2 separate regions of the Homo sapiens genome follow, and region 2 is linked to region 1. Evidence: read pairs that join two places in POLR2A ChIA-PET (ENCODE). Cell type or tissue: PC-9. All regions are shown on one strand. Links, peaks and the distances in the headings refer to the core of each region. The heading gives the core; the rest is flanking DNA. Region 1 has its middle 24 kb from the start of LINC02777. Region 2 overlaps JUN-DT (JUN divergent transcript).

Region 1 (16,459 bases), core at 5,799-9,798:
GGTGTTCTTTTTCCTTACCACCCCTTTCTCTTAGTCTCAAATTATTTCTTTTCAAATTAAAACTAATCTTGTATTGTTAGCCACCTTAAATACTTTTGAGAACAAGTTAACTTTATAAACAGATACTAATACAAAACACAGTATTCATTTAATCCTCACAACAAATCTGTGGAGTTAGTTTTAGAAATTCTGTTTCATACCTGAGATCAGCGGGGCTCAGGGAGAAAGAGAAGTTGCCCAACATCACTCCAGGAAGTTCGCAAGCACAATCCTAGCTCTCTGCTAGTGGGGCTTGCCATGCCTGGCACCACTCTCACTAGCAGGTTTACGTTTACTAATTTATTTAATCCCCATAAAACCCAGTGAGATGGATACCGCTGCTGTCGCCACTTTACAGATGAGAACACAGAGGATTGCACAGGTGAAGTAGCTTGTCCAGGGCCACGTGACCAACAAATACTGGGCCAGCCCTTGAACCAAATCATCCTGATCCATGCCCAAGCCTGTGTTTGTACCAATGTGGAGCCCATCTCGCCAGTCTGACTTGCCCTGCTTCTGTGACATGGGTGACAGCAGAGAGCTCTGCTGGGGACCTGAGAACCTCATCTTGTATTAATGCCTTCTTGCCTCAGAAGCCTCCTGCCTCGGAAGCCCTTAACTTCCCTCCTCCCTTTAAGGGCCTTCTCCTTCCCTCCTGAGCGGGGCTGGAGGAAATGCAGAAAGGCTGGGGCCATCAGAGTAGAGTCAAGGCAAGTACCATGATCATTAAGCAAACCAGACCATCTGGGGGCAAATCTGAGTCTCCCTGCAGCCTGGCTATTGACCTCTCCCAGGTTAGTTAATGTAAGTCTCCATTTTCTCAGCTACAAAATGGGGATTATAATAGTAACAATCCCAGAGGTATTGTAGTAGGGCATGAAAAGTGCTTAGAACAGTATCAGTCGGCCTCTTGGATCCGTGGGTCTTGCATTTATGAATTGCACCAACTGCAGATTGAAAATATTCAGGAAAAAAATAATTGCAAAGTTTCAAAAAGCAAAACTTGAATTTGCCATGTACCAAGTACTATGTTAAATCCACACAAGTGAAGTGATGTCTAGACATTGTGTTAGGTGTTGTAAGTAATCTAGAGATGATTTAAAGTGTACAGGAGGATGTGTGTAGGTTATATGCAAACACTACCCCATTTTATCTCAGGAGCTTGAGCATCCTTGGATTTGGGTATCCACAAGAGTCCTGGAACCAATTTCCCTGCGGCAATGACTGTATACAATAATTGTTGGCTACAGTTATGTGTATGTAAAAAGCCTAGCGATTAATAGCTGCTGTCTATGTTACTACAGTCGAGTCTTTGTCTTGGGGGATTCCATATATACATGGAACTTTTGACCAGGGGGAAGCTAGAATTAGCCAAAAAACTGAGTCAGGATGGGAATCCTGATCTTGTTCCTTCTTATTCAGGTTCTTTTCCTGTGGGCAGCCTTCCAACAAAAGCCTATTCAAACTGACAAATGCTCTCAAGTAAACCTTTACTGTCTGCCAGACCCCGCTTGAGCCTCTAGGTCCAGAAAAACCAAAGAGGCACAGGGTCTCCCTTCCATTTTTTGTTAATTGTGGGAAAATACTCATAACATAGTATTTATCATTTTAACCTTCATAATTGTCCAATGCAGGGACATTAAACACATTCACAATGTAGTGTGAATCACCTCTATCTACATCCAAAATTTTTCGTCATCCCCAGCAAAAAAACTCTTTACCCATTAAACAAAAAAACCCACCTTCCTTCCATTCCCCCCAGCCCCAGGTGACCTCTATTCTACTTTCTGTCTCTAACCACATTTAAAAAGAATGTTTTTGGCCAGGTATAGTGGCTCACGCTTGTAATCCCAGCACTTTGGGAGGCCAAGGCAGGTGGATCACGAGGTCAGGAGATTGGGACATCCTGGCTAACACAGTGAAACCCCGTCTCTACTAAAAAACAAAACAAAACAAAACAAAACAAAACAAAACAAAAAAAAACCACAAAAAATTAGCCAGCTGTGGTGGCAGGTGCCTGTAGTCCCAGCTAATCAGGAGGCTGAGGCAGGGGAATCGCTTGAACCTGGGAGGCAGATGTTGCATGAGCCGAGATTGTGCCACTGCACTCCAGCCTGGGTGACAGAGCAAGACTCCATCTCAAAAAAAAAAAAAAAAAAAAGAATATTTTTATTGTGGTAAAATATACATGACCTTAAATGTATCATTTTGACCATTTTTAAAATTACAGTTTAGTGTCATTGAGTACATTTGCACTGTGCAGCCATCACCACCATCCATCTCCAAAACTTTCATTTTCCCAAAGTAAAATTTTGGACCCCTTTCCCCCAGCCCCTGGCATCCACCATTCTACTTTCTGTCTCTGAACTTGACTACTCTAGCCTCCTCATATAAGTAGAATCATACATTATTTGCCTTTTTGTGTCTGGCTTATTTCATTTAGCATAATATCTTCAAGGTTCATCCATGTGTAGCGTGTTCCCTCCTTTTTAAGGCTGAGTAATATTCTATCATATGTATATACCACAGTTTGTATATCCATTCATCCATCAACGGACACTTACTTGTCTTGCTTCCACCTTTTGGCTGTTGTGAATAATGCAGCTTTAACATGAGTGTGCATTTCTCCCTATCTTTGAGCCTCTTGTGGTCTAATGTGGGGGAGGGACATGTAGATCCACCTTCAAGTTGCCTTCAATGAGCTTCTGTTTCCTCATCTGTAAAATGAGGGTCATGTGGGAATTAAATGAAACAATGCATGACTTAGTGCAGTGCTTGTCACACTGTAAACATTCTATAGATATTAGCTCTTGCTGCAGCTACAGCTGCTATCAGGCAGAGATTTTTCAAAAGAAGAGAGGACTGGAAATAGGATGTTTATCTTGAGATCTCTGATAAACATCACATCAACCTACTCTCACAAACATCCTGGCAAGTAGGCCTGAAGATCTCGATTTTCCAGACAAAGATACAGACTCAGAGAGGCCCTCAACTATGAGACAGAAGAGGTGAGCCTGCAACATGGCTTGCTAGGGCTTCTTACTTTGTCAAACTGTGTGAGCCAAGACAGAAAGGCCCAGGGGAAAGCAGCAAATAAAATCTCCCTTGAATGCAGGGCTGTCCTGGGGTAAAGCAAACACACTTGTCCCAGGCAGCTGGAGGAAGGAGCTGGGAGGGCAGATTGAGGAAAGGCATTACACAGAGGCAGGAGCACAGCCTAGGCAAAAGCCTAGAGGTAAGAGGTATAGCATCTGCAGGAGAAATGGCAGGATGCCAGTCAATGAGGTGCAAAGGGCGTGTGCATGGAGGGTGGGGCCAGGCCACAGAGGGCATTGCAAGGCGGACCAGCCCAGTCCAGTTCCTGGGCCTGAGAGGGCTCTGAAGAAATGCCCAAGGTGGCATTTCAGGGAGATTAGTCAGACTGATTGGACAGACGTGCTTGCCTTGCAACACTTTCCTGCCTTCAAACCACAAGCAGTATTTTAAAAATTAATCTTGTGTCTTACCAATATTATGTACATAGTTCAAAAAGTCAGATAGTTCTACAAAGCCCATTCCCCAGCCCCATTTCCCTCCACGCCCAAATCTTACCACCCAGAGACAGCCACTGTTCAATATTTCTTCCAGTATTTAAGTCCGTGCTTCTAAATATTATGTCTACATGTCTCTTTCTTAATTTTTTCATTAGTTATATGGCCTACTGACTTTCCATTACAAAAGAGAACGACTTAGCTCTCTTCTGTCATGGAAACACTTTACCTTTCCCAACTTTCCAATCTAGATATAACATTCCTTTTGTTAGATTAGTTTTTATAGCATTGTGACCACATAAATCACAGCTAAGCCATATTGTATCATGATTAAATTTTTGCTTTTATATGACTTATTCTTTTCACTGAAACTGCTGCCTCATTTAAAAAAAAAAATCTATTAGCTTTATTTCCTAGGTACACACATCCCTCTCCCCTCAGTGAGAAATTTAAGTCTGCTCTCAGAATCTTCAAGCACATCAGGTAATCAAGCCATCCATCTTGCTTCCTTCTGGAGCTCTCAGTGGTCCTGTTCTCACCTGGATGTTTGTTCTCTGTCTGCTGCCAAGATGTAGCTGTCCCCCGGATGTGGCAAGGGCATCCCTGACGCCAGACAGGTGAACATCATTCATCTATAGATTTTACTCAGAAAACACCTACTGTGTGCTTCCAGTTGCCAAAGAGGTCCCATGCTGGAGGCTGGAGATGCAGAGGTGACTTGGATACAGTTTTTACCTTCGAAGGGCTCTCAGCCCAATTGGGATAAATACAGTTAAGTGATGGGCCAGAAGTAAGCCTGGACGTTATGGGAACTCAGCCTTTGGAAGAGCCAGGAGTTATGAAAGGCTTCCTGTAAGAGGTGATGCTAAATGAGCCTCGGCTCGTTAGGAGGAGTTTTCCAAGTGTTATGGGATCAGATTCCTGGTAAGAGAACATTATGTGCACAGTCACGGGAGCATGACAAGACATGACTCCTTCTGGAAATTGTAAGTAATTAATTAGTGATGATCATGTGGGAGGGTTCCAGTCGAGGGGTGGGCAGGGTCCTGTGTGCCAGGTTAAGGGACCTGAGGGCAGTGGGGAGCTACTGAAGGATTTTAAGAAGGGGTGACATGGTCAGGCCTGCATTTAGAAGGGCTAGTGAAGGGGACATTGAGGTCTAGCAGAGGATAAAAAGGCCTGAGCTAACACTGGCACTGGGAGTGAGGCATGGGGCTCAAGATACCTTTTAAAGAAACCAAATGGACTGGACTTGGGGACACAGGGGATGTGGGGATGACCGATAATTCCCAAAGGAAAAAGTGTTTCGATTCCACATATGTCTCCTGGGAAACCTGAAGGTACTCTAGGCTGGGAAAGCTACTGGCCTCTTGGGGTATTTGGGGACCAGACATGCTAAGGGGGTGGATACCCAGAGACTAAAGGAACAGGACCCGGGCCTAGGGTCTCTATAAATTGGAGAGCAGAAGCAAGACTGAAAGACCATGTGGTGGAAAGGGTTGGTGCAGCCTGATAGGTAAGACCATGAGCTCTAAGCTCAGGCAGCCCTCAGTTTAAATGCCAACTCTGTCAACTGCTTGTTGAGCCTCAGTTTACCCATCAGAGAAATGGGGATCATAATACTACCTACCTCATGGAGTGGTTGTGAGGAATAAATGAGACCTTATCTGTAAAGCACCTGGCATGATGCCTGGAACAGAAGAAGTGCTTCGTTTTGTGTCTTCCTATTGTTGGTCTTGGAGAGTAAAAACTGCTTCAAAGATCAGGTGACATTTGAGGTGATCTCAGAAAAGGAGTAGGCAGAGATGGCTTCATGGGCAGGCCCACAGGGCCATGAGCACAGAAGAGCCCCATACATGATTGAATGTTCTGCTCTACCATCTTGAAATTCTCAACGATTTTTGAGCAAGGAGCCCCCCATTTTCATTTTTCACTGGATGCTGCAAATTCGCTAGCTGTGCTGTCATAGGAGACCATTCGGCAGAGAAGAGGAGGGGAATGCTTTTGAAGCAAAGGGGCTTTAAGTGTGCAAAGACACGCTGGAACTCAAGGCTCAGCCTGTTCTGAGAACAACCAGCACGAGTTATGATGTTCCTAGCTGGAGAGTTGTGTACGAGGTAGAAGCTCCAAGTGGAAAACAGTGAAAGGCCTCAAATGCAACACTAAGGAATCTGGCTGTTACATATTGTATATGTGGGGGGCTTCCAAACATTTCAAATCTGAAAATGTTAAGGTCATTGATGTTCAGGCAGAACACTGGTGAAACTGGAGGTGGAATGGTGTGGAAAGTGTTGTGATCTGTATTTTATAGAAGAGAAAACTGAGTCCTAGAGAGGTGATATGAGCATGGCTGCAATATGATTTTCACAGGCCCTAGGCAATTTTGCCTATGTGGACTCCTTTCTCCAGAAAAGTGTGCATGTATGTGTGTGTGCGTAAAATTATACTTTACAACTACATTGACATGAAGACAAAGATCTTACTATTCTATAAGAAAACATTTTCTTATAGACCCAAGGTGCTGTGTCTGCTGTGCTGAACAAGTAAGTCATCCGGGATGTCAGTTGCTCTCTTTTCAGATGTTGTAGCCAGGACTCCTGGACCTTTCTGGAATGGGTGGGAAGTCCTGTTTCTCCTCAAAGGGAATGCTAGCTAGTCCCAAAGGTCATTTCAACTGGGGCCTTCTGTGCCTCCAGGGACACTGTGTTCCAATCTCCTACAGAAGGAACTGAAGTTTGTCTGGGTTTGGAACTGGAAGGTGGGGCTGACTGACAGGTAAAGGAGACAGAGTTGTGAATGTTCTGGGGTTTGGGGAGAAATCAAAGGTCTCATATCTGCAGATGTTTGCGACTTTGCCCTTATGTCACCTACAGCTTCAACCCCAGGGACTGGGCTGCCTACCTACTCCACCCACGGGGAGGGCGGGGAGGCTGAGTCAGCGGCGGCGGCTGAGGATGTCTGGAGAGGAGAAAGATCACTGTCTGTCTGTCTGTTGGGGTTCCAGAGAAACCTGTCTGGAGAGGGGGAAGCATGCAGGCCTTCCTTTGCACGTACGTCAACTGCTCACGTAGCCAGGAGAGTCGACAGAGGTTCTAGAAGGATAGTCCCTGCTTTACCTCCTTCCTGAGGCTTTCCTTAAAGATCTTCACTGGCCTTCTCTCCCTTTCCCCCTGAAACCCGGGACAGTGACAGGATGGCCTAATTCATGAGCTTCAGTCCAGTCCTCCCCCTCTCCCAGCTTTGACTACTCATGTACCTGGTGGGGAGGGAGAATGGCAAACAAAAGAGAGCATAAGGAGGGCGGAGGGACTATTTGGGAAAGAAAAATAGATCTGGCATAGCAGTCCCTTTAGGTCTCAATCTTCAAACCTGGGCTTTCTCTGGGCCCAGGGGTTTATGAGTGAATGAATGAATGAATGTTCAACCTTTCCTGGTCTTAGAAGTCACCCCACTGTCTGTCCTCCAGTTCTTATGGTCAGGAGATACCCAACTGCTTCTAAAATAGGAAGGAAATTGATCAGAAAGGAAACCTGCAGATAAATTTGAGTGAGAATTATTGAGACAGTTCCTACCTGATTACCTCTATTTTCTCTACAAAGGCTGAAGGTTTGGTGGGATGACAAATAATAGGAATCGCTACTGCATAGAGGAGAAGGGATCTGACTGGGAATTTGCAAACACATTACAGGGCAGTGTGTGGCCCCTGTGATTTTGGTGGGTAAGAGTAACAGCTAATGTTTCTTGAGCAGTTATTATTGTCCAGGCACTGGGCTTAGTGCTCTGTAGACGTGACCTCTTTGGTCTTCAGATGCACCTAAGAGGCAGGTGCCCCAGTCAAGATGAGCCAGGTCATACTACAGGAATTACAAAAAAAATTCTAGGTGGCTGCAGACACAAAGGTCTATTTCTTGCTCCTGCTCCATGCATCCATGAATGTGGCAGGGGGAAGAGGTATGGCAAGTTGCAAATCCGAGAAACCAATAAGGTTTGAAAGACTGGGAAGGAACAGAGAAAGGGGTTCAGAGTCTGGAATTCAGGAGGAGGTCAATGAGTCAGTCTGAGGAGAGCTCTGAAAAGATAAGAGGGAGGGGTCAGAGTGAGACCCAGCTATTTGAGATTTCAAAGGTGGAGCAGTAGCCAGCCGAGATGAAAGCTGGGTGCGGCTCTGAGTATAGGTGGCTGCCGCGGAATAAAGCAAAGGTCCCTGGAGTTGAGGAGGTCGAAGGTGGGAAAGAGGGAGCCACACTTCTAGTCTTGGGGAAAAGGGGGTCTGGAAGGATGCAACAAGCCCCTGGTGAAGTACAGTGTAGCTTCTTGGGTTATAAATTTTACCAGGACATGAGATTTGTAAATAATGTTTTAATAGCCAAACCTGGGAATAAAATATAAGATTTCAAAAAAGTGTGTGTGGAGGTCCACATGCCTCTACCGTGGAAAGCTGGAGAAGCACTGGGTTTGAGGGGGCCACTTACCCGTCATAGATGACAGCAAACAGGAGGACTAGAGATGCAAACACCCAAGGACCAGGGTCTTTTCTGATTTCCATCTAATGATGATAATAATAAGAGCTAACAGTTCATGAGAGCTTATTACATGCTAGGCACTGTCCTAAACACTTTAGGTGTATAGCTACTTCAGTCATCTCATGATGTCCTGTAGGGACATACCATTTTTATTCCCATCTTACGAGATGGAAAAAGAAGCCTAGAGGAATTGTGTAAGTTGGCCAACGTGGCATCACTAGTGTAAGTCGCAAGTGGGATTTGAACTCAGGTAAACCAGCTTTAGAACCCATACCCTTAAATGCTGCACTAGTGGTTTTCCAACATGGGTAATCACTAGAATTGCCTGGGGTGGGGTGGGGTGGAGGATTTGTTAAAGCAGGATGTTTGGTCCCTCCCCTAGAGTTTCTGATTCAGTCAGTCTGGAGTGGAGCCCAAGAATTTCCATTTCTAAGAAGTTCCCAGGTGATCATTGAGCAGCTGGTCCCAAGGCTGCACTTTGAGAACCTCTGTTCCGCTTCATACCACCTCGCAAATAGACACACACACCTTCTCTTAGTGCATGGCAGATCCAGCATCTCTTTCCAGATGTGATTACCAAATGTGTGGCAGCAGGTGTATCTGTTTCACAGGAGGGTAGAGGATTAAGGTGTAGGTAGCATTAGGGGACATAAAAGAAGCTCAGTCCTGCTTCTTGGCTTTGAGGTGTGTGGAATATGAAAAAACAAACCATCTCCATGGGGACAGCAAAGTATACAGGTTCCACTTCAGATCCAGAGACAAAGGCATGCAGAGAGGTGAGGTTTTAAGTGGAGTATATTTGGCACAATACGGGGATACTACAGGGCACAGTAGGAAGAGGGAGCAAAGAAGACAGCAGCAATGGGAAAAATGAGCAAGAGTTGGATGTGAGTGGGGTACTGCTGAGGGAGACAGGAGTTGTCTAAAGAGAGCAGTGCTGCAGGAAAGAAATGCAGACAGGCAGTCCCTGGAGATGTTCCTGAAGTTGTTGCTCTCCAGTCCACTTTCAGAATCTTCCCAGCGCAGAAGCTGATGACAAATAAGATAGAAACTGATGCCCAAATAGAAGTGAAAGAGCTTGAGGCTTCTCAGGGAAAAGGAAGAGAAAGAAGTTCAGAGTGAGTCAAAATCAGGTGTTGGCCTCTGCAAAGCCAGCTTTTAAAAGCTTAAATGCCCTTCCCATTCATTCCTTTGCGTGAGTGTGTGGGCCACTGCAGTTTCCCACCCGCCATCTCTCCTGCAGTTTGTGGTCCAGCTTAATTAAGAGTTCTGCTGGTCCATTAGTGTCGTTCACCTCTCTAATTGGGCACCAGCTGTGTTTTCTCTTGACAACGACTCCTTTATGGAACTTCTAAAATGCATTACATGAAAAAACATAACTGTTTCAGGGTTATATGATTATAAAACCAGGAACACTTGTTTTCTATAGAAATGAAGAGTTCATCTTTCTATGTTCCAGAAACTGTTTTTTGAAAAATGGGGAGGGGGAGTATTGAAGGGCGAATTCTCCATTTGTTTATGTTCGGAATATGAACGCTGATTGTGGTTTTGCATAATCACAGGTGTTGGTGCATAAAGACTTGGGAAGTTTCCTGGCAGAAAAGTGAGACTTGAGAAATTGAACCATGAATGGCTCCATTTACGAACAGCCACCGATGATTGACAGAATGACTATTAGTAGCTAATATTAGCTGAGCTCTTCCTATGGGCTTAACCCTATGCCAAGCACTTGACATAGATTACCTTGTTTAAACCTGGCTGTTGCCTTATGGCCTTATTAGATGGGGGCAATTACTTTCCCCATTTTCACAGATCAGAAAACCGAGTCCAAGGAAGATGAAATAATTCATGTTTAAGGTCACACAACTCAACATGCAGTGGCTGAAGTGGAACTGAAACTCAGGTCTGTCCCATGCCAAAATTCCTTTCTGGTTCTCTCCAACTAAACAATGCAATTAACTGGTGGAGCTAAAGTGCTCTGCTTGCAACAATTGCAAATATCAACAACAATCTCCCCTAACATTGGTACAGAGCTTCCAAGTCACCAAGTTCATTTATGTTTGCTGCCTCATGTGATATGACAGCCCTGTTGGAGAAACAAAGCAGTTACCATAATCCTATATTACAGATAAGAGAACTGATCTAGATTCTCAGGGCTAGATTACTTAACCAGGCACACACTACCAGTAAAGAATGGAGTCAGACCTTTCTAATTCCTAATCCAAATCTAGTGTCCATATCGCTACTTCCTACCCTCTCCCAATGTAGGTTTCTTGCTGAAGAAAGGGAAGATAGACAGACAGATAGGTAGGTAGGTAGGTAGGTAGACAGATGCATAAATAATAGATGAAAGATAGATATTTCCAATTATTCATTTATTCATTTGTGCCTTTATTCATTTAATTAGCTATATTATATTTTTAATTTCCCTATCCTGATCACTTATAAGTTTATTTAGTTGCTGCCTGTCACCCCTCCTTGGAATGTGAGCTCCATGAGAGCTGGCCCTTGTCCCTCTTTTTTTTTTTTTAAATCAACTTTTATTTTAAGTTCCAGGGTACATGTGCAGGATGTGCAGGTTTGTTACCTAGGTAAACGTGTGTCATAGTGATTTGTCGCACAGATCAACCCATCACCTAGGTATTAAGCCCAGCATGCATTAGCTATTCTTCCTGCTCTCCTTCCCCTCACCCCAACCCCGATAGGCCCCAGTGTGTGTTGTTCCCTCTCATGTGTCCATGTGTTCTCATCTTTCAGCTCTCACTTTTGTAAGTGAGAACATGTTGTGTTTGGTTTTCTGTTCCTGTGTTAGTTTGCTGAGGATAATGGCTTCCGGCTCCATCCATGTCCCAGCAAAGGACATGACCTTGTTCCTTTTTATGGCTGTATAGTATTCCATGGTGTATATGTACCACATTTTCTTTCTAATATATCATTGATGGGCATCCTTGTCCTTCTTGATAATTATATTTCCAGGTCCCCAATAATGCCTAGAACTTAGAAGATTCTTAATTAACATTTATTGTTGAATCCATTCAAACAACTATTAATTAATTTGCTCAGTAAACGTTTATTAAGTATCTACTATGTGCCCGGCACAGTTAGGTCTGAGAGATACTGCCCTGAAAGAGACAGGTACAGTTCCTACCTCCATGGAGCTTTCATTCTAATAGGGAGGGGAGATTTATTCACAAGTAAATGAGATCATTGCTGCTGATTGGGATTTGCATCATGTGGGGCTTACCAGAGTGATGTGATAGAAAGTTTTTGTTCTAGAGCTGTTCACATGCTACTGAGCCAGACCTTGCAGCCCCCGAGGCAGTTTCCATCTCACATGATTAGTAGGGGCTTTACAAACTCAGAGACAATGCAGTTAACTCAGAGTGGGAGGGATTGGGTGGGGAGGAATCAGGGAAGGCTTCCTGAAGAAGAAGCATCCCAGTGGTTTTAAAGACGACTAGAAGTTCTCCGGGAAAGGGGTGGGGAATATTCTAGGCCTGTGCAAGGACAGGTGGCAGAAGGCCAGTGGGCACACTGCAAGGGGTGACTGAGCCTTAGTGTGAGGTGGGAAGAAAAGAGGTGAGGGAGACGGGCATGAATCAGGTCCAGAAGCACCCTGTTAGGATGGTTAGTTTTATGTGTCAACTTGACTAGGCTATAGTACCCAGATATTCAACCAAACACTAATCCAGGTGTGCTGAGAAGGTATTTTGTGAATATGGTTAATACCTAAAATCAGTTGACTTTAAGTAAAGAAGATTGTCCTCAATCACATGAGTGGGCCTCAGTCAGTCCATTGATAGGCCTTAAGAGCAAGACTGAGATTTCCCTGAGAGAGAAAGAATTCAGCTTGTGAACTGCAGCTTCAGCTCTGCCCAAGAGTTTCCAACTGGCTGACCTGCCCTGCATATATCAGAAATGTCTAGCAAGATCCCACAACTACAGAAGCTAATTCCTTGAAGTAAATCTCTAGATAGACAGATAGATAGATGATAGATAGATAGATAGATAGATAGATAGATAGATAGACAGACAGATAGAAAGAGAGATAAGATGGATAGATTAGATTATATATAGATTTGATAGATAGGTGGGTAGATAAGATAAATAGATAAATTAGATAGATAAGGCAGATGATAGGTAGATAGACAAGATAGATAGATATAGATAGAAGATAGAAAGATAGATAGATAGATAGATAGATAGATAGATAGATAGATAGATAGATAGAATCCTAGTCTCTTACTGATTCTGTTTCCCTGATAGACTCCTTCCTGACTGATACACATCTACCTAGCTAAGAGACTTAGACTTCATCATTAAGGTGATGGGAAGGACTCATGGAGGGTTTAAGCAAAGGCGCAGCATAACCAGATTTGTGGGGGTTTTTTTTTGTTGTTGTTGTTTGTTTGTTTGAGATGGAGTCTCGCTCTGTCACCAGGTTGGAGTGCAGTGGCTCAATCTCAGCTCACTTCAACCTCCGCCTCCCAGGTTCAAGCAATTTTCCTGCCTCGGCCTCCAGAGTAGTTGGGACTATAGGCACACGCCACCATGCCCAGCTAATTTTTGTATTTTTGGTAGAGACAGGGTTTCACCACGTTGGCCAGGATGGTCTCGATCTCTTGACCTCGTGATCCACCCGCCTCGGCCTCCCAAAGTGCTGGAATTACAGACGTGAGCCACCGTGCCCAGCCTGTGTTTTTTAAAAATAGCTCTGGCTGCAGTGTACAGTGCATTGGACGGGGCAAGCCTGGAGTCGCTGGGAGACCAGGTTGGAAGCAGTTGCCTGAACTAAGTCATGGCAATGAGAACATCCAGAAAAGAGGGAATCAACTCAAGTGATACTATGGAAGCAGAATTGGCAAGACTTGGTGGCCAATTGCAAAAGAGGGTGAGGGAGAAGGGAGTTACAAGGAGCCCCAGACCCTTGGACATCTTGGTAGAAGCAGGGTAAGTGCTATAAGAGCAGGGACTATGTCCTCTCCTTTGCTGTAAACTTTACTCCTTGAACAGTACCTGCACCTGGAAGGTGTTTATTACACATTTACTGAATGAATGGCCGTGCAATTCTCTGAGATCCAGATCACGGGTTGGATGATTGGGTGGTGAGGATGAGGAATACACAGTGCAGGAGAACCTCCTTTCTCCTCACTCCATATACTCTCAGAGTGACTTCGGTCCAGGCTTGTGGTATTAAGCACCCTGGGAGTATACAGAGTGAGGAGAAAGGAGATTGGGGACCGAACCTTGGAGAAATTGCAGCATTTAAGGACTGAAGGAAGGAAAGGATCCCTTAGAGGAGAATGAGAAAGTGGCCAGATGGGGAGGAAGGGAATCAGAGGCCACAGAGTCAGAGAACACACCAGGACAGAATGCTCCCACTGCTGCTGAGGGGTGTCATTTAGATTTACAACAGTGACCTTGGGCAGGGCGGTTTTGTTTGGCATCAAGGGGACAGAGGCCAGACTGCAGACATTTGCAGAAGGCATGGGAAATGAGGTAGAAGAGGCAGTGTCTCCAGTGGTTTCTCTCAACCTTCCTACCAAAGAGTTGACAGACAGCTCATTACCACCTCATTTTAAAGGGCCTGAAACTGAGGCACACAGAGACAAAGTTGGTTCAAAGTCATCAGCAAAGGGGAGTTCTGCTAGAAGACCACAGCTGTCCAGACCGCACACTACCTTTTATGACTTGGCAGGATACAGACTTTGAAAGAATGGTTGTGCAGGGTGGGGCCCAGGCCCTGTACCGGCTGATCGCTGACGACGTGCAGGGCAAGAGCCTCCAGGGCGTGCGAGAACATTTTCTCAAGGGGAACCACCTTCCCTTGAAACAGCTTGTTCTGCTGAGTTGACAGGAGAGAGGAATGGGGACTCCTCAGTCCCGGGCCTTGTGCCAAAACACGGAGCAAAGGCTCCGGGGAGGCTGGGCCTGGCTGCCGTCTCCCTGGGCCCTGTGTGGGCCATCCCAGCACCTCTAGCCTCTCAGGGCACTGGAGTGAGGCCGCATGTGTCAGATTTGTTTGTTTTGAACTAATATTAAAAGAGTACTTACTATGGGACAGACCCGATATTCATCATTTTATGTACTCGAATTTACTAAATCCTCATTACATTCTTTAAGGAATGTATGCTGATTGTCCTTATTTAAAGATGAAAAATCTATCCCAGAGAAGTGAAGTCACTTGCCCAAGCCTTCACAGCTAGTTCTGTAGGTGGGAGAGCAGGGATGCTCAACTTTTGAACCTGTGGGGTGGACAAATATTTAGCCTTGGAGTGTGGGTTCAAATCATCCCCAGACGCAGGAATAAGGATCCAGGTCAGGTCAGGCTTCCCTCTCTGGCTCTGGGACCTTGGGTAAGTTACATCACTTCTCTGAGACTCGGCTTCCTCATCTGTAAAATGGGAGACATGTTGCTCACCTCACAGGATAAAAGAAAATGTTTTTAAAGTATCTCATGGAGAGTCTCCAGTCTAGGGTGGGTGCTCCATGAAGGTTAATTCTCCTTCCCCCTCTTTTTTTCCCCCCAATAAGCTTTGGTCCAAACCAGTATGTTGGAAGATTAGGGCAAAAGAACTGGACTGTGAATCAGAAAAAAGCAAGAGTCTAATGCTGCTTCTGAAGCCTAATTATTTATTTTGAGCAAGTCACTTTTCCTTGATAGAGCCTCAGTCAGTTTCCTCAGCTCTAAAATATGGGAAGATCAGCTTAGTCCAGGATGGCATTCAAGCCCCAAGCACCTCCCTCCATGCCTTTGCAGGCATCACCAATTGATCATGACCTTTTCCACCGAGCCAGAGTAACACCCAAGAACTCTTCTTAGTAATGACTTCCTATAGGTTGTGTGTAATTCTTCCAGTAAGCAATTACGCCGTGGGTTAAATCACCATATTTCAAGAATGTACTTGCTGAGATGCAAATCCCTCTGATAAAGATAACATATTAATCTTGTCATCTATTTGCATTAGTAAGGATAAGTTCATATAGGAGCTCCAGAAAGCACAGGTAAGTTTGTTGTTGCAGTTTTGTGTTTGGGGTTTTGTTTCATCTTAAATCGGGTGGGGTATAGATGAATAAGCCTGGGATAGAGGATTGATCTGTGCATCCAGAAGAAAACAGGGAAAGGGACAGTTATCGAGAGGAAGTGACCAGTAATCGCAGTATACAGATGAGAACACTGTGCTGGAAAATGAACCAACCAACTGAATTAGCTATTTTCACAGCTAGTAAATGGCAGAGTTGGGATTCAAACCCAAGCAGCTCCACCTCCAGAACTGACAGCTATGCCATAAATGCAGAATCCATTTATTTAGTCCAAAAGTTATTACTGAATGCCTACTCTGCACCCAGCACGGTTTTTAAACCTGGGGATGCAGTAGTGAACAAAATTGTCCAAATGTCTTGCCTCATGAAGCCTATAGTCTAGGATCACATTGACTTGGCACCTGTTATGTGCCTAGTGCTTCACCAGCACTGGAGACAGTGAGGCCCAATGTCAATAGCTCTTCTTGGCAGGAACATATGTTTGAATCTTAGCTCCACAGCTTCCTATTAGATGAGGGAAGCCATTCCATCACTTTGCTCCTCAGTTTCCTCTTTGAAACATAAAAAGAGTAACAGCTACTTCCAAGGATTTCTGTGAGGTTTAAACAAAGCAATATTTGTAAAGCACACAGTATTGCAAATTTGGGATACTCAATACATTGTAACTAGCATTATTAATTCTGTATCCTCTTTTTTTATTTTATTATTATTATACTTTAAGTTTTAGGGTACATGTGCACAATGTGCAGGCTAATTACATATGTATATATGTGCCATGCTGGTGTGCCGCACCCGTTAACTCGTCATTTAGCATTACTGTATCCTCTTAACAGCTATATGAAGTACGTACTGTTTTCTCCATTTTGCAAGAAGGCTATTGAGTCTTTGAGAGTTTAAGTTTCAGAGAGGTTAGGTAACTTACCCAGGGTCATACAGCTAACCAGTGGTGGAACTGATATTCAAATCCAGGACTACTTGACTCCATTGCCCAAATATAACACTGTGGCCACATTTTTTAAATTCACAATTGGAGTAGCTGCAAGGCAATGGCAAACCATGTTCCTCTTTGGCGTCTTATGCAACAAACCATATGGACCCTCAAGCTCTTACATAACTGGCCCAATGCTAACAAGAGGAAGTTTAACAACAACACAAAAAACAGATCACATTCACAACAGACCACCATATGTTCTCCCATCCCCTGACAGCAGCCATCCCAACTCCTACTCGGGCGCCCACAGAAATCTTCTCCACAACAACAGTTTTATTCCCAAGTGACTCAAACGATTGATGCCTTTATAAAAAGAAGGGGCAGCAGGGAAG
Region 2 (16,459 bases), core at 4,862-8,861, 120 kb after region 1:
GGTGTGGAAACAGCCGAAAATAATTTTGATCCGAAATAACTTTGAGAGTTTTATAGTCTAATCGATTATTGTTTTAATAAGAATCTGTATTTTTTCATGCAAAAAGGAGTTTAACTGTCACCCAGGAAAATTCGCCTGTGGTTGGAGTTGCCCTGTGCGACACGCCCAGGGAAGCGCTGGAATGTCCCTTTCCGCTCCCATCTGTCTGTTAACCTGTAACCCGTTGTGCATGTATTTGATTCTTCCCGGTTAGAAGTTTTACAATCTCGGTGACGATAGGTGGGTTGGGGAGAGACTGGGTTTTGCAGCCAGATATTGGGTTACAATATCTTGCTGTACCATTTTTTTGCCTGTGGGACCTTGGTCAAGCCATTTCAACGTGCCGAGCCTCAGCCTCCCTTCTATAAAATGGGAAGAAGGAATCTCCTGCAGGGTTTCTGGGAAGATTCGGGCTGCTGTCTCTCTAGGGCCTACCATGTTCTGAGTGATCAGTGGAGAAGGGTGCTCATGGGTGGGGACTCCGACGGTCTGAGCCTGGATTTCTTCCACCTGCTCCTCCTTTTGGCCCCGTGGCTCCCCGGCCCTGCGAGAGGGCTGGGGCGTGGCGGGCTCCGAGCCTCCCGAGGCCTGCGTAGCGGCCGTAGCACCAGTTCCCGCCTCCCCCGCGGCCCGGCGCTGCGGGCGGGACCTGCGGCGACCTGTGGGCGGAAGTCTGTGGCTTTATTTACACAGAGGGCAGCCCGTGGAGGCTAGCCTTGTAAGGACGAATCGCTGGCGGGCCTGTGGGGGAGGCCAGGAAAGGCGGCCTTCGCCTGATAGGAATCTGTGAATAAATAAATACGTGAATGGAAGAATGCATTGAAATTCCCTCCTAGGATCACAGAAACGCATTCCAAAGGCAGCCTCAGAATCCGCCCACTCGCCCCCATCCCATTTGAGGATCAAATGATTCAAATGAGTTATTGCCAGGCCAGGCCTCCTGCCTCCCAGACCCCGCCGTCCTGGGGCTGCCTTTGGGGCGCGACTTCAGGGCTAGGAGTGAGATCTTGGGGCTAAACAAAGGGAAAGGGAACCCCGCTTTGCTCAGCACCTGCCATGTGCTAGGCACCTTTCCTATGTCACTTCATTGACTTTCATTCCCACGACGCTTTGGGGTAGGCACCGTCTTCCCACTTTCGTCTGGGAAAACTCTGGGTCAGATAGAAGTCACTCGCCCAAGAACAAAAGCGTGTGGGTGGAACAGCTTGGATTCAAATACAAGTCTGTCCTGAGCGCCTTTCACGCCACCGCGGGGCCCGGAGGAGGCGCAGGGGCCAGGAAGAGAAAGCGCGCTGGCGAGGACAGGGGAGCGGCGCGACTGCCCAGCTGCGTTTCCGGGTACCACCCCTTCCCGCGGTGTCCTTCGCTTGCCCGCTGGATCGCCAAAGCCTCTTCCAGCTCCACCCGTCAACTCATTCGCCGCCGCCCGGCCCGCTCACTCTCCTGATTTAGCAGCCAGAAGCCCCACGCCCGGTGACCACCGACCCAGAGCCCCTGGTCATGTCATAGCCAAAACCAATGTAGTCCTGGAGGACTTACAGGTGCACCCAGGGTGCGTATTTCTCCTGCCTCCACCTGAGTCCCGGCTCCGCATCCGGTCCTGGAGCAAAGGAAACTAACTGGTCTAGGCGCCTCTTTTCCCGGCAGGGCCCCACCCACGCCCACCCTGCCGAGGCCCCAAACAGGTTTCTTCACTTTCCCTGGCCCAGCTCCTGACCCGGGGCAGGAAGGAAGCCGGTTGCTCAATGTGCTGGAGGCTAGTTTTGGTTCTCAGGCCACCTATTGACCAGCCAATCAGTCAGGTGGGCCCAGCTCAAGCCACCCTGCAGGTACAGTGACTTGAGCACCTAGGACCACTCAACAAATCCTTAGGGGTCCTCACGCAACACAACACGTGGGCTCTATGTGCAGCCTGTGAGCGCCAGATCCCTTGGGAAAAATGAGCTGGATGAAGCCGGCCACCCCAGCCCTCTGGGTCCATCCTGCAGGCTTGCCCCAGGGCAACACACTGACCTCTTGCTGGGCCTCCATCACACATGCATCCACTGACCTTGGAAGACTTTCCAGAAGCCCCAGCTCGTTTGCTTTTAGATCTCTTGGCCAAGAGGACAGCATGGGCAGAAAATTCAGACAATGACAGGAGGAATTTATTCACAAACATTTACTGAGTGCCAGCCATTGTACTAGACCCTGGGGATACCAACGCAAACCAAACAGTCCCTTCCCCCACGTGTCCCCATCTAATGAGGAGTCAGGTAACAGGTCATTTTAAGAGGATGCCATGAGCCATTTCCCAGAGTGCATCTGGAAGAAGACCCTGAGTTGGTGGGGTGAGGAGTAGGGAGGCATCTGGAAAGACTCTCAGACTTCAAACACTGCCCCTTTCCTTCCTTCTTCCATCTTTCTACACTCATTTCTGGAGTACTGCATCAAGCTAAGAGCTCAGGGAGCAGGAGGTGGTTTTCAAAGGAGAACAAGTCATGGTGTCACAGTGTTGTGGTTAAAATGCCAGCGCTCCAGCTACAGCCACTTATTCTGTGCCTGTGGGTGATTCACATAATCTCTCTGACCCTTGGTTTTGCTATCTGTATAATAGGGATAATTGATAATATCTACTTCACAGAACAAGGCCCAGCCCAGGGTAGCCATTAATTAATGTAGTCTTATATTATTTTGTGGTGGTTCACACTTTTCTGTTTCTTACAACAACCCCATGTGGCTGACAGCACAGGTAACCTTATACCCATTTTACAGATGAGGAAGCCGACCCAGACAAATTAACGCAATGGTCCATGTCTGGTACATTTCAAGATCAGGATCCTGGGGAGGGGTGGCCTCCTGAAATAGGGGGATATTATGACCTTCACCTGCCCTCCCTGAAACCCCAGATGACTGGTTGAGGCTGAACTGTCTGGGGAACTTCCTCTGACCTAAATCCTGTCGGCTATACCCAAACACCAGCCAGAAGATACAAACAGCCACACCCTCACCGTTTTTGCCCCAACTTGTGCTTCATGCCAGGGGATTTCTCTTTCAGGAACTACATTTAAAAAGGGGGGAATTATATGATAATTGGACACCTACTATGTGGCAGACATTACACAAGGCATGCTTGTGTGGGTTATTTTATCTCATGTGAGCCATGTTATGTGGACAGGGAAAAGAGGAGGATGATGGAGGAGGAGGAAAGAATCGACTTGTTCCAACTGCTCTCCATAATAAAACTTCATTCAAGTGCATATAACCCTGAGTGTTCTTTCTAACATGCAAATGTGATCATACTCCAACTCTCTTGCTTAAAATTTCCCAGTAGCCTCCCTCTGTGTTCACAACAAAGTTGACACTGCACAGACATGCTCAGCTAGCCACATCGTCATATCCACTGTGCGCTCTGACCTCCTGGCCTTTGCACATGCAGTTTCTTCTTCCTGGAATGCCCTTTCCAGCTCCCCACTTCCTTTCTTACTTTTACTTGGTTAAATCCTATTCATCCTTCAGCCCTCAGCTTTAAATGTTGCTTCCTCTAGGAAGCCTCCTTGTCCACTCAGACAGGAATAGGCCCCTGCTACATACCATGCTCTATACATACTATTCTGTGTTGTATCTGTTTAATAGTGTCCCACTAGGTAATGAGCTCCTTAGGGTCAGGAACTATGTCCTCTTCCTGTGTCCTCAGCACTAAGCATATTATGACTCCTAATAGGCATTCAATAAATGTTTAATAGATGGATGAGAAGAGGTTGAGCATAAAAATTATCCCCATTTAACAGAAGAGAAAACCAATCCCAAAGAGGGGGGAAAATGCCTGTCTAAGCTGGTTAATGAATGAGTTACGCCTCTGTAAATCCGCTCAGCATTGTTTCACTATTTCATTTATAATGAAGATCATGCAAACTTGTAAGTTCTGATCTAAATTGTTCTTATCACTATCTTTCAACATTGCACAGAAATAGGACCTGGGTCCTAATAATGTAATAATTATAAATACTGATTATCAGGTCTATAGTTAGTCCTGGGTCCTGATTTTAGGTGTCCAAGACACATTATACCTCATGACATCTTTCAGATGCCACCACTGTGATGTCTCTTCAACAGATGAGAAAGCTGATTCAGAGAGATTAAGTGATTTACCCAAGGATCCACAGCCTTCAAACCCAAGTACTCTCCAACTCCTAAGCCCAGGTTCTTTCCACCTCCCCATCCAGCCTCCTGACATGGCTTGGAGCCAACTCTTTTGTGACCTCACATCCCATCTAGGCCTCAGTTACCCCTCTGACAGGATACAGATGAGACCCCACAATCTCTATGGGTCCTCTGGGCTTAGCCCAAATGTCATACAAACACTGGCATTTTTCCCTGGCCACTTTTCCCTTCCCCCCTTCAGTTCCAGCATCTGCATGGGCTCCACCTCTGGGGAAAAGACCTGGCAAGTGAAGCCATCGTTGTTCCCAGTAAGTGGCCACCTTGAGAACCAGGCAGGTAGGGGCAGATCCTCCCATCCACAGGTGTCTCAACAAACAAACTATTTAGCAATTACATACACCCTTTGCCAGAGCTCCCACAGTCTTTCTGGACTCCAAAGAACTGCTCCTAACTCTAGGGTTACTGCAAGAGCTTCCTTCAGGTGCTTGTATTGATTTATTCATTTAACAAATATTTGAGCACCTATTACATTCCTGACATTGTTCTTTTAACTAACGACATTCCCCTTGGAGCCCTGGAACTTCTTCAACTATCTGAGATGAGGAAGTTCTTCCAAACAGTCTTATACTAGACTAGAAGTTCCATGAGGGCAGGGGCTACGTCTGTTTTGTTTGTTATTCTATCCATTACCTAGCACTGTGGCTGACATGTGGTAGGTCCTCATTAAACATTTGTTAAATGACTGAACAGGTAACTATTAAATGATCCATTTATCTCCTAAAAGTTGCATCTAATCCTCTACTTTGAGAAAACAGTCATGGCATTATGGCATTTAGAATCAAAAGTGACCATTGAGGGAAAAAAAAAAAAAAGAAAGAAAGCTACCCTCATTCCCCCATTTTATAGAAAGGAAGCCCCGGAAAGAAGAGATACTGAGTTCAGGGCAGAGTCTGGAGTACACCTCAGGCCTCTTGACTTTGGCCTAAGCACCTTCTCTGAGTTCGGACATCACTCCAAAACCCTAAACATATTCTCATCTCATTCTCACAGCAGCCGTCTGGGGCAGGGGAAGAGGAAGGGAAGCATTCCCTTTGCCAAATGGCAGAAGGGAAAATTGAGACTCAGAGATGTGAAGTGGAGTGGCTTCCCAACCCCAGGTCACACAACCAAGCATCTCAGGATTTCTCCTCGTTAACAAATGCCCATTCCACCCATCTCCCTCCCCACTGCTCGCTGCTTTCACAAGCCTTAAAAGAGATGTGAAAGGACAAGCCCTAGAATTGCAAAGACCTTTCTCTTTGTTATTCATTCCACTTCTGGGAGGTTTGGTTAATCTATCCGCCCAGTGCAAAAAATGAGGTCCATCCAGACACTCATAATTGCTATATATTCTTGAAGGGGGCTGGTGGCCCAAACACTTATCTCCAAAGCCAAATGTTCTCCAGTGACACCAAGAACATCTTTTCCCTTCTATGATGGCACTAGGTGAGCAGGGACCAGGGGTCTTTGGGAGACTATTAGGCCTATCTCAAACCTCAGAGGGCCCTCTAGACTCCATACACACCAGGTCTCTCTGACTACAGGCTCATCCAGGCCACAGGTCCCTGCCTTCCTTATCATGGCTGGTGCCACCTCAGCAGCCTTATACTATAGTGATGGGTATGGGGGAGTGAGAGATATCTTGAAAGAGGCCAGGTACCTTAGGAAAAGAAGAAGAAAAAGGGCCAAACGAAAGCAAGAGTAGCAATTGTACCCTCCGGACAATGACACATGAGTAACCTGGAGTGGAGATTTTTACCTCTGGGGCAAAGAATCTTAGTTACTCAGGAATGAAAAGATAATGCCTTTCTTTTTCTAAAAGAGGAGAGGAAGGATCAGTATGCTGTCATCCTATTTCATGATTAGAGATAATTTACAACTATATTAAAAGACAGAATGTCCCACCAATAACTTTAAAATGCCAGTGTGACTTGCTGTTGAACAGCACAGGGCAGGAACCCCAGTGCTGCTCCACACCAGCTGAAGAATCTTGAACAAATCGCCTGAACTTCCTGAATCTGTCTCCTGGGCTGAACAGTGGCACTAATGGGCAAGGGTTTGTGAGAATTAAATGATGTCACATATGTAAAGCACCAAGCACCATGCCTGGCACACAGGAGGTGCTAAACAAATATTGCTTTTTCTTTTTTTTCAAGAATTGGGAATGAATTATGCTTTGGAAATCAAATAGTCATGGAAAAACCTAGGGGCCCCCCAGTAAAGTAAAGTTTCACCAGGGCTTAACAGACCCATTTCCCAATAGTTTGTTCAAGGACAAGCCCTCACACCGTGTGACTAGCCTCCCACACACTGGGTTTGTATGCTTCCTTTCCTGTTCTCCTTGAGCCAGGCCTCACCAGCAAAAATGCATCTAGCCACTCAAAACGCCCTCATTACAACTCACCCAGCAGGATTCCCACATGCCTGTTGGCATGTGCACACATATACTAAAAATGCATGCAATGTGATGCAGCCCGATAAAGCGCGTGGCTCCCTTCCACATACGTTCAACGAACGGTATAGCAGAGTGGAAAGAGCAGGATTTGTGGGACTGGATGGGTGTGGGTTCAAAGCTATTTCCTTCTTTTAACAGTGGTGTGATCTTGAGCAAATCTGTAAATCTTGGTCCCCTTCCTCCAAAAGATGGTAATTATAATACTTAGCTTTTAGTGTTGTTCTGAGGATCAAATAAAACAATGTGTATAAAATAATGGTCTGATATGCTATAGGTGCTTAAATATATTTATTGCATAAAATGCCAAGAATTTGAAATGAGAGGAGAGAAGGGAGAGCCTAGCACTGAGCTCACCTTCTGTAGGTGTTTTACCCAGTGAAGTGGTCTCTTCTGTTTCCAGCCTCCTTTGGGGCTATTTGCCTCTGACACTAAGACTTTGACCTTAGCTGGTCTTGCTCTGCTATTAGGCTGTTTTTTGTTTTTTGTTTTTTTTTTTTTTTTGAGACGTAGTCTCACTCTCTTGCCCAGGCTGGAGTGCAGTGGCCAGATCTCGGCTCACTGCAAGCTCTGCCTCCCAGGTTCACGCAATTCTCCTGCCTCAGCCTCCCGAGTAGCTGGGACTACAGGTGCCTGCCACCATGCCTGGCTAACTTTTTTTTGTATTTTTAGTAGAGAGGGGGTTTCACCGTGTTAGCCAGGATGGTCTTGATCTCCTGACCTCGTGATCCGCCCGCCTCGGCCTCTCAAAGTGCTGGGATTACAGGCGTGAGCCACCGCGCTCGGCCTAGGCTGTTTTCATTTTGCCTCAACAGACTTGACATCACACTGAAAGTGAAGGGCATGTTTCCCATCTACATCCCCCCACCTCCATCCCAAATGCCTAGTGCACAGCTGGGGACAGCAGGGACCCTCAAGGAAGACGAAGGGACTTCTTTTCACCTCGAAGCTCTTTTCATGCCCTCATTCCCGCCCTCCTTCCCCTGCCTCTTTGGGCCTGGTTGGGTAAGATGGCCAGCAATGAGCAGGAAGAGTAGGGACAGAGAAGGGTATAGGAGAGCCACTCCAGATGTGGCTGGCATTTTGAAATGGAAAACAAAACCAAAAAAAAAAAAGCATTACAAAAAGAGAAACTCCCTCCCCTCCTTCCCTCCTCATTCATCTGTCAAAATGTCATATAAAGAAGGAAGAAGATAAAGTGAAGCAGTCTATATCTGAGACAGATTGGAATTTTAGAATTATATGGGCAACTATTTTGCATAATGCAGAGAGCTTTTTACCAGCTTTGTCCTATTTTACCTGCACACCATCTTAGTGAAGAAGACATAGCTAGTCCACTCTCAGTAGTGAAACTGAGGATAAGGAAAGTGTAGCCATTTGCCTGAGATCATACAAAAAGGAAATACCAGATATAGAGCTCAAAACTGAGCCTTTCTACCCTAGATCCCATATTCTTTCTGTTATGAAAGCCATTTCTCCACAGGACAAAGAAGAGAAATTCCAAATGATTAGGCCATCTCTCCTCTATTCTGCCTGTACTCTGACAACCTATACATCTGGAAAACCTAAGCAGTATATACACAGGGCTATTCACTTTGTAATCATTCATCAAAATGCACCTCTTATGACTTGTATGCATTTCTGTATATATGTTATGCTTCTTTTTTTAAAAAAAGGATCAAATAAAATTCTATTAGAAAATCACTTTTCTCAAAAGACCTTCTCCAATTTTTATTTTTAACATACAGATCTAGTCATGTCACTCCCCTCCCTACAGTCTTTCTATGGCTCTCCATAGCTTTCTGTGGTTTTCAGCATCCCATTCAATCTGATCCCTTGTGCACCTCTCCAGCCCCCTACATAGTGCAGAACCTATACAGGCCAGCCTGTCTTTCCTCCATTCCTTCTTCCTAGAACCATTCCCGCTTGGGCCTGGCCAGCTCCTACTCCCTCAACCTTTAGGCCTTGGAAGGGATAATACTTCCTGCAGAAAGCCCTCTCTGAACACCAGCCCCGAGGTTGTAACTCAGACCTGCTAATGCCCATCGCATCAGGGGTCTACTTCTACCACAGCTCCTACCATGCTCAACAATAAATGTCCATTTCTCTGTTCATTGAAGCAGTCTGTGAACTCCTTGAAGGCAGAGACTGTGCTTCCTCATTTCTATCTCCAGCACCCAGCATAGCAGGGGCTCAGTGAATATTTCTGGATCAAAAAATTAATGGATCAACCCCCTACTAACCACCTTCAAATAAGATTTGTCTTACAAACTCTACTTGAAACTTTTTTTGTTCATCTGTGTGTGCTCTTCCTTTCCCTAATCTGAAATTCCTGGAGGCCACTGTAGCTGGGTTAAATTGGGACCCCAAAAAAGATGTCAAAACCCTAAACCCCAAACCCCAACACTTATGAATGTGAACTTATTTAGAAATAGGGTCCTTGCAGATGTAATTAAGTTAAGGATCTCAAGATGAAAACATTTTGAATTTAGGGTAGACCCTAAATCCAATGATTGGTTTCCTTATTAGAGAAAGGTGAGGGAGATTTGAGACACAGAGACACACAGTAGGGAAGATCATGTGAAGACAGAGGCGCGGAACGGAGCTGTGCTTCCACAAGCCAAGCAACACCAGGAGTCGCCAGAAGCTGCAAAAGGCAGAGAGTGGATTCTTCCTTAGGGCCCTTGGAGGGAGCGTGGCCCTGCCAACATTTTGATTTCAAATGCTTTGCCCTCTAGAACTGTGAGCGAATACATTTCTGTGGCTTTAAGCTACAAAGCTTGTGGTCATTTGTTACAGCAGCCACAGGGCACCAATAGCAGCAGTAACTATGCCTCTCGCTGGCTTGATGCTCCACCCACCCCTGAATCTTCCACCTTGCTGTACGCATAGTAGGGCCTCCATAAAAGCCCTTGTGAGAGACTGATTAGGAAAGGCCTTGTCATGAGCCATCCTCTGTTTTCAGCTGGGTTGCCTATCCTAATGGTTAACCAAAGCCAAAGAAAGTTCATGAAGACAGCACAGTCAGGTGCATCAGTTAGCATGGCCGGTGACTAGCATCTATTGAGTGCTCACCCTGGGCTAGACATTCTACCCATGCTGTCTCACTTAGGCATCTTTCATTCAACACGTTATTGAGCACCTGTTTTCAAGTAGGTCTATTCTACAAAAGAGGAAACTGAAGCTCAGGGAGGTGGGGTAACATGCTTGAGATCTCACAGTAAACAAGTGGTGGTGTCAGGACTGGAACTTTGGACTCCGGATGTTATTTTTCACTTTTCTAAGCTACCACGGTTTACGACATGAACAGAATTAAGACAGAGAACATGAAGGGAAGGGAGAAAAAGGGTGGAGAAGAGTGATTCAGTGCTGGCAGACATTGTGCTTTTGTTTTCATAGTCTGGGAGCAATTAGGTAGCACACCTGTGACTTTCAATTTGTTGTGGTGGGGCTAAATTTAAACCTTGAGTCATCTTTATCCGTAATCGATATGTATCTATATGAGCAAAATTAATCATATTGTAAAGCTGCCATGGGAATTCTAGACAACATCACAACTATGGTACAAACCACAAGCATGAAAGCCAGGCACGCCATTGCTGCAGACGAAACAGCGTTGGTCCCAAAGGTATGTGTGTGAAGGGCCCCTGAGCAGCCACCTAATTCTCCTCATCACCCTGGTCTGGTTAAGATAAAAGTTGATCAGTGACCCATTCAGGCCCCAAATCACCTGGAGCGTCAGTGCAGGCTCTTCCGTGCCATTTCATAAAGGGGACACACACATTCACAAAATCCAGCAAATATTTATTGAGCACTTACTGTGCTCCAGGTTCTGGGGACACAGCAGAAAACAAAACCAAGTCTGCTCTTATAGAGGTCACGTGCTGCTCAGGGGAGAGAGAAAATAAATAAGTAAATGAATAAGTGTCTAATATGCCACTGATAAGAGAAAAGAGGAAAACTAAAACGGAGGACTGGGAGTGCTTGGGTTTTTTTTTTTAATATTAAGTCATCAGGGAAGGCCTTTCTGATATGGTGCCATGTGGGCAGAGGCCTAAGGAAGTGAGAGGATGAAGCCTACAGATATCTGGAGGAAGAGAGAACTATATATGTGTGTGTGTGTATGTGTGTGTGTATATATGTGTGTGTATGTGTGTGTTTTTGTGTGTGTGTGTGTGTGTGTGTATATATATATATACACACAGACAGATGTATATATTTATAAAAGACCCAAAGCAAGAATGTGCTTGAATGTTCCAGTAACAGCCAGAAGGCCTTTGAGGCTGGAGCAGACTGAGCTAAGAGGGAGGTCAGGGAGTGCCAGAAGACAGGTCACACAGAGCCTTGCAGGCCATGGTGATGAGAAGCCACCGGAGGGAGTGGCACAGAGGAGCAGCAAGGTCTGGTTCAGGTTACAGAAGGACTGCCCTGCATGGAGAATGAAACAACAGGGACAGATAGAGGCAAGGAGACAAGTTAGAAAGCTGCTGCCACAATCCAGGAGACAATGGCTGGTGACCTGGACAGAGGGCTTCAATCACAGTAGATAGAAGCTGACCAAAAAGGTAAAAGAAAGGAAAGTGTTATGAAAAGGGAGAAGGAAAATAGTGGAAAGAGGGAAAAATGGAGTATGAGACAAAAGAATGTATTTTACATATCAAACAAGAACTGAGTCACCAATTATTAAATGTAAGACCCTAGGATGGGAATAAGGGGAAAAAGAACCAACCTTCGCTGGATCCCTCCTGTGTGTTACTGCTGCACCAGGTCTCATGGGTCCCACCTTGTGGTATCGCAATCATTTTAGGTAGAAATCAGGAGCCTTGATTGTGTAAATGAGGAATCTGAGGTCCAGAAAAGGTATATAGTTTCTGTAAGGTCAGACAGCCAATATGGGAGTGCTGGAATCAGAATCGAGTATCTAAGTCCAAAGCCTGCTCCTTCCAAACCTCATTCTGGCTGAGTGCAGAAAAGTGTATAGACATAGTTCCTGTCTCAAAAGCCTCCGTGGCATAGAAGAACCTCATGAGATGAGAATTGTTATCATCCCTATTTCTAGAAATGAAAAAACTGATGCCAGAGAGGTTAAGTGACCTGCCCAAGTCATAGCAGCTGGTAAGTGACCGAGCCAAGATTCAAACAAACAAAAAAAAAAGATTCAAACCCTGGCCTAGCTTCATATATCTTAACTACTACCCTGTATCATCATATGATGTAGTTGTTCTGAGCTTTAGTATACAAGCTAAACTTTATTTAAACTTTATTTATAGACAAATGGCAGGTATAAAAGGAACCAAATCATCTAAGTCCACTACTACTCTAAGTCTTCCTGAAGAATACACACACACACACACACACGCACCACACATTTATTGACATATATACCTACACATATAGATATGGGCACACCCTTAAAGTACATGAATACACAACATTCCAAAGTCAATTACTTCCTAAATTATCGTCTGTTATCTGAGCCTCTGAAAATTAAGTCATTTACCCAATTATGATGAATTGCCAAAGCCACCTTGTCCATTCCCAACAAGTAGACAGAGGTGGTCTTGAAATTACTTATTTAAAAATCAACTGGAAAACTCTGTTAATTTCTTTCAGAAACTAAGGGAAGGAGTGGAGGTCGGAAGGCTGACATCTCAAATATTCATCCTTTACCAATAGAGAACTCCACAAAACACCAGCTCCTAATGCCTTGCTTGTTCTCTGGAAATACAGACTCGGCCTCACTATAATTCAGTTCTAAACATTAGAAAGACACTGTCTTCTGTTACGAGATGCTGTCGTGTAGATAAATTTGTGAAGACTAAATGTGTCCACTGATAGTCCTGAGTTCTAAGCCTGTTCCCACCTGCTCCTAGCTTGCTATGTGACCCCAACATGGTGACTGTGTACTCTCATAAACAAAGTAAGAATAATATAATTCCTATTTCTTGAGGAATCATGAGGATTATAAAAGATCCCTTAAATAAAATGTCAAGCACAGGGTTGATATTTAATAAATCTTCGGTTTCCCTCCCGATTCCAGTAAAAAGGCTGTTAGAGGGCAAAGTTCATAGTCTTGACCTTTTCCCTACAGGGTAGAGAATCACTAACTCCCAACCAATAGAACCTGTAATTACTATCCTTGGACACCACAGGAAGGAGTTTAAAAAAAAAGGCAGATGTTTTCATGCATAAAGACAGGCCCAGGCATCGTTACCACGTTGCTAGGTGTTGTTAAGCCACCCACCTAGCCACAGAGTGGGCAGCAATTAATGTAATTAGCACAGTGATGAGTGTCCTCCACAATGATAAACAGCTCAGCCCTGCAGAACTTGACAGACCTGCTGCTCCCCAGGCTCCTGACCCTGAACTTCCACGTGGGGAGTGATGTAGTGTAGTTTAGTGGAAAGAGGCCAGGTTCTGAGTCTCATGGAACCAGATATAAATCCTGTCTTTGCTAATATCTAGCTGTGTGACTGAGGGCAAATCACTTCATCTCTCTGGGCCTTAGTTTCCTCATCTGTCAATGGGGTTATTAATATTCTCACAGGGTTGTTATAGTTACCTTCATCATCATCATCACCATCATCATCATCATCATCATCATCATCACAGAAATTGCAAAGGGTGGAGAGCAGGAACAGCCCATTTCTTTTTCTCTGGTTAAACTCAGAGGACAAACCTCTTATTTGATGGCTTTAGGGAAACAACTAGAGTTTGGGATAGAAAGAATATTGACACCCAGAAAAAAAGGAAGAGAAAACACTCCTTGATTTGATTAATTACTTATAATGTTATAAATAATTAACACAAGTGTTATCAGAAAAACTACTGCTTACATAAAACAGAGGCAACACAGCAATCTGGTAGCTGGTAATACAAGCATGAAACTTGCTGCTAAACTTTGGATCTAGCGATTCTGTTTTGAAAATTAACACCCTCAAAAAAGAAGTAAAATAAGCCAAAGGTTATGATTTCTCTCATTCTCTCTCTCTCTCTCTCTCTCTGTGTGTGTATGTGTGTGTGTGTGAGATGAAATTATTGATAATCATTAAGAATTCACTAATTCATCCAATTGGTAGTTGCTGAGTGCCTGTAGGTACCAGATAAAGACCTTGAGTGTGGACAAATACACAGACACACACACCATTAGGATTCATTGAAATGAAGGCTCTGAAAAAAGTCTGTAAAAGTAGAGGGAATCAAGGGAAGACAGGAACCAATAGGACTACTGCTAAGCAAAACTGAAGCACTGTTTCTGAGACTGACAAGGAAATCAGCCATATGGAGTCTTGGAAATGTGCATGTGAAACAGTGTTAAATGAAAACAAAGAAAAAAGAAAAACTGTCTCAGCACTCTGTGAATGTCAGAGCTAGAAAGAATCTCAGAGAACATTCAGTTCAGCAGTTCTCAATCCTTTTCATGAAGACCTTGTGGCAAGTGAGGCTCACACAGCCTAACAATTCAGGCAGAGATCAATTAAGTTCTGGGTAATAATAACAAAAATTCCAAGCCTATAGCTGTCACTCCACCATTTTCTCTTTCACCTGAGACAGCTTCAGTATACCAAGGAGTGAAGCTATTAGAGGAATAACCTTGAATCCACTCTAATTTGTTTAATAAAATAGGGCTCTGGAGTCCACACTGCATTGAAAGCCAGTGATCTGGCACAAGTCTTCAGCAGTGGAGAAGCTGAGGCCCCAGGTGACCTATCTCTCTGTCATACTAGCACATACATCTTGCTCAATTGGTATTTGTTGAATAAGTATCCGTGAATGAGCAGGCAAATGAGATGATGTGACCAAGGTTACCCAAAGTGCATATAGCTGGTACCATATACTGAATAAAACTTAGGGATTGGAACCCAAATGCCCATCAATGATAAACTGCATAAAGAAAATGTGGCACATATACACCATGGAATACTATACAGCCATAAAAAATGAGTTCATGTCCTTTGCAGGGACATGGATGAAGCTGGAAGCCATCATTCTCAGCAAACTAACACAGGAACAGAAAATCAAACACCACATGTTCTCACTCATAAGTGGGAGTTCAACAGTGAGAACACATGGACACAGGGAGGGGAACATCACACTCCAGGGGCTGTTGTGGGGTGGGGGGCTAGGGGAGGGATAGCATTAGGAGAAATACCTAATGCATGTAGGGCTTAAGACCTAGATGATGGGTTGATAGGTGCAGCAAACCACCATGGCACAGGTATACCAATGTAACAAACCTGCACGTTCTGCACATGTATCCCAGAACTTAAAGTCAAAACAAACAAACAAGCCAAACCACCTTTAAGGATTGGGATTGAATTTAGACCAAAGTACCTAGAAATGTCTATTCTTATATTTCCTTTCTTAAATTTTCTCAAGCCTAACATAATAAATGAAACAATGGCCTAGCCGACATAGTGGTGCAGAGTTCAGCAGGCAGGACAGAGGGGCTCATGGTAATAACCTGACATGAGTGCTAGAATCATCAAGATATGGGAGGTAACTGCCTGGTCTCCAGTATGCAAAAGCCCTAATGGAGGACTGCACATAGAGTGACACTTTAAGTGGCAGTCAAGGAACAAAGATTCTTTTAATAAAACTGGCCAAGCACAGACCCCACAGGGCAAAGGCCTCAACACCTGATCATTGTTGGTGGCTTTTTCCTGCCTGTGACCATTCCCATCTCTCCTCCAACTGTAATGCCTCTCTTACACTACCCTCCTTCTGCCAGTTTCAGTGTTTATACCATTTATCTACATCCCCTCCTCAGAGAGGCCCTATCTGATCATTCTCTTTAAAAAGGTTCCCAATGTTATTCTTCAAAATCAGAGGATATTTAGAGATCTTCATGATCCATAGGCACAATCATTTGCCAACTCTTTGGTCAGATAATGTTTACATATTCAACTAGTTCCAGAGCTACACCCCAGGGAAAACATAGTTCTAAGTTATAGGCAAGTCTCACCCAGTTCTTTGCATTCATAACACACATTGCTTCTTGTGATTTTATATTGATTTGTTGACTTATTGTCTCTATATAGCAGTTATCACACTAGCAATTCCTGTTAATATTTATTGGGCATTTACTGTGTCAGGTACTAATCTAAGTACTTTACATATCAATTAATTTAACATTCATGATAACTCTCTGAAATAGGTTGTCATGAGCCTCATTTGACAGCAGAGAAAACTGATATCCAGAAAGGAATTTCACCAAGTTCATATAGTGAGTAAAGGAAAGGGTCAAGTATCAGACTGAGGAGATCTGGCTTCAGAGGTTAAGCTCTTAAACTACAGGCAATATGGAAGCACTGTGAAGACAGATTTCATGCCTTTTTGCTCACCACTTTATCCCTAGGACCTTGTCTAGCGTCTGGCATGGAATAGGGGCTCAACAAATTGGAAGGAAGGGAAAGGAAGGGAAGGGAAGGGGAGAAGAGAGGCAGGGAAGGAAGGATGGAAGGAGGAGAAAGGGAGGGAAGACAGGAAAGAAGGAAGGAAGAAGGAAGGGAGGAAGAAGGGAGAGAGAGGAAAGAAAAAGGGAAGGAAGGAACAAAGAAAGAGAGGATGGGAAGGAGGAAGGAAGAAAGGATGGGAGGAAGGAAGGGACAGAGGACAGGAAGGAAGGACAGGAGGAAGGAAGGAAAGAGTTTGGGAGAGAGGAAGGAGGAAAGGATAAGAGGAATGAAGGAAGGCAGAAAGGACAGGAATGAAGGAAGGGAGGGAGGACAGGAATGAAGGAAGGCAAGGAAGGGAAATGAAGGAGGGCTGAGAAGGAGGCTGTTC

Evidence for each region. ChIA-PET counts read pairs that join two places held together with the same protein. Peaks named below come from ENCODE experiments on the same cell type or tissue, not always from the same donor. Only the 100,000 strongest peaks of a DNase experiment are listed, where the experiment ranks them.
Region 2: POLR2A ChIA-PET joins it to region 1 with 16 read pairs; 4 of 35 experiments call an interaction of 5 or more read pairs at or near these places.

What each region holds. Positions count from the first base shown.
Region 1 is chr1:58,919,940-58,936,398 of GRCh38, reverse strand. No RefSeq gene overlaps it. Among named protein-coding and RNA genes, the nearest start is that of LINC02777, 24 kb to the right of the region's middle. RefSeq lists enhancers at 13,455-13,954, 13,955-14,456. In PC-9, for the core only: no CTCF peak of the experiment used is centred there; DNase peaks (open chromatin) are centred at 6,518 and 7,678; H3K4me3 peaks cover 743 bases; H3K27ac peaks cover 2,609 bases.
Region 2 is chr1:58,799,632-58,816,090 of GRCh38, reverse strand. All of the region lies in intron 1 of JUN-DT (JUN divergent transcript), which reads right to left. It overlaps LOC101926907 (a long non-coding RNA gene), which reads right to left and starts at 1,651. Exons shown (of 2, transcript XR_246327.5): 1 at 1,579-1,651; 2 at 49-823. RefSeq lists silencers at 530-729, 10,900-11,194 and enhancers at 171-1,166, 1,167-2,163. In PC-9, for the core only: no CTCF peak of the experiment used is centred there; no DNase peak of the experiment used is centred there; H3K27ac peaks cover 157 bases.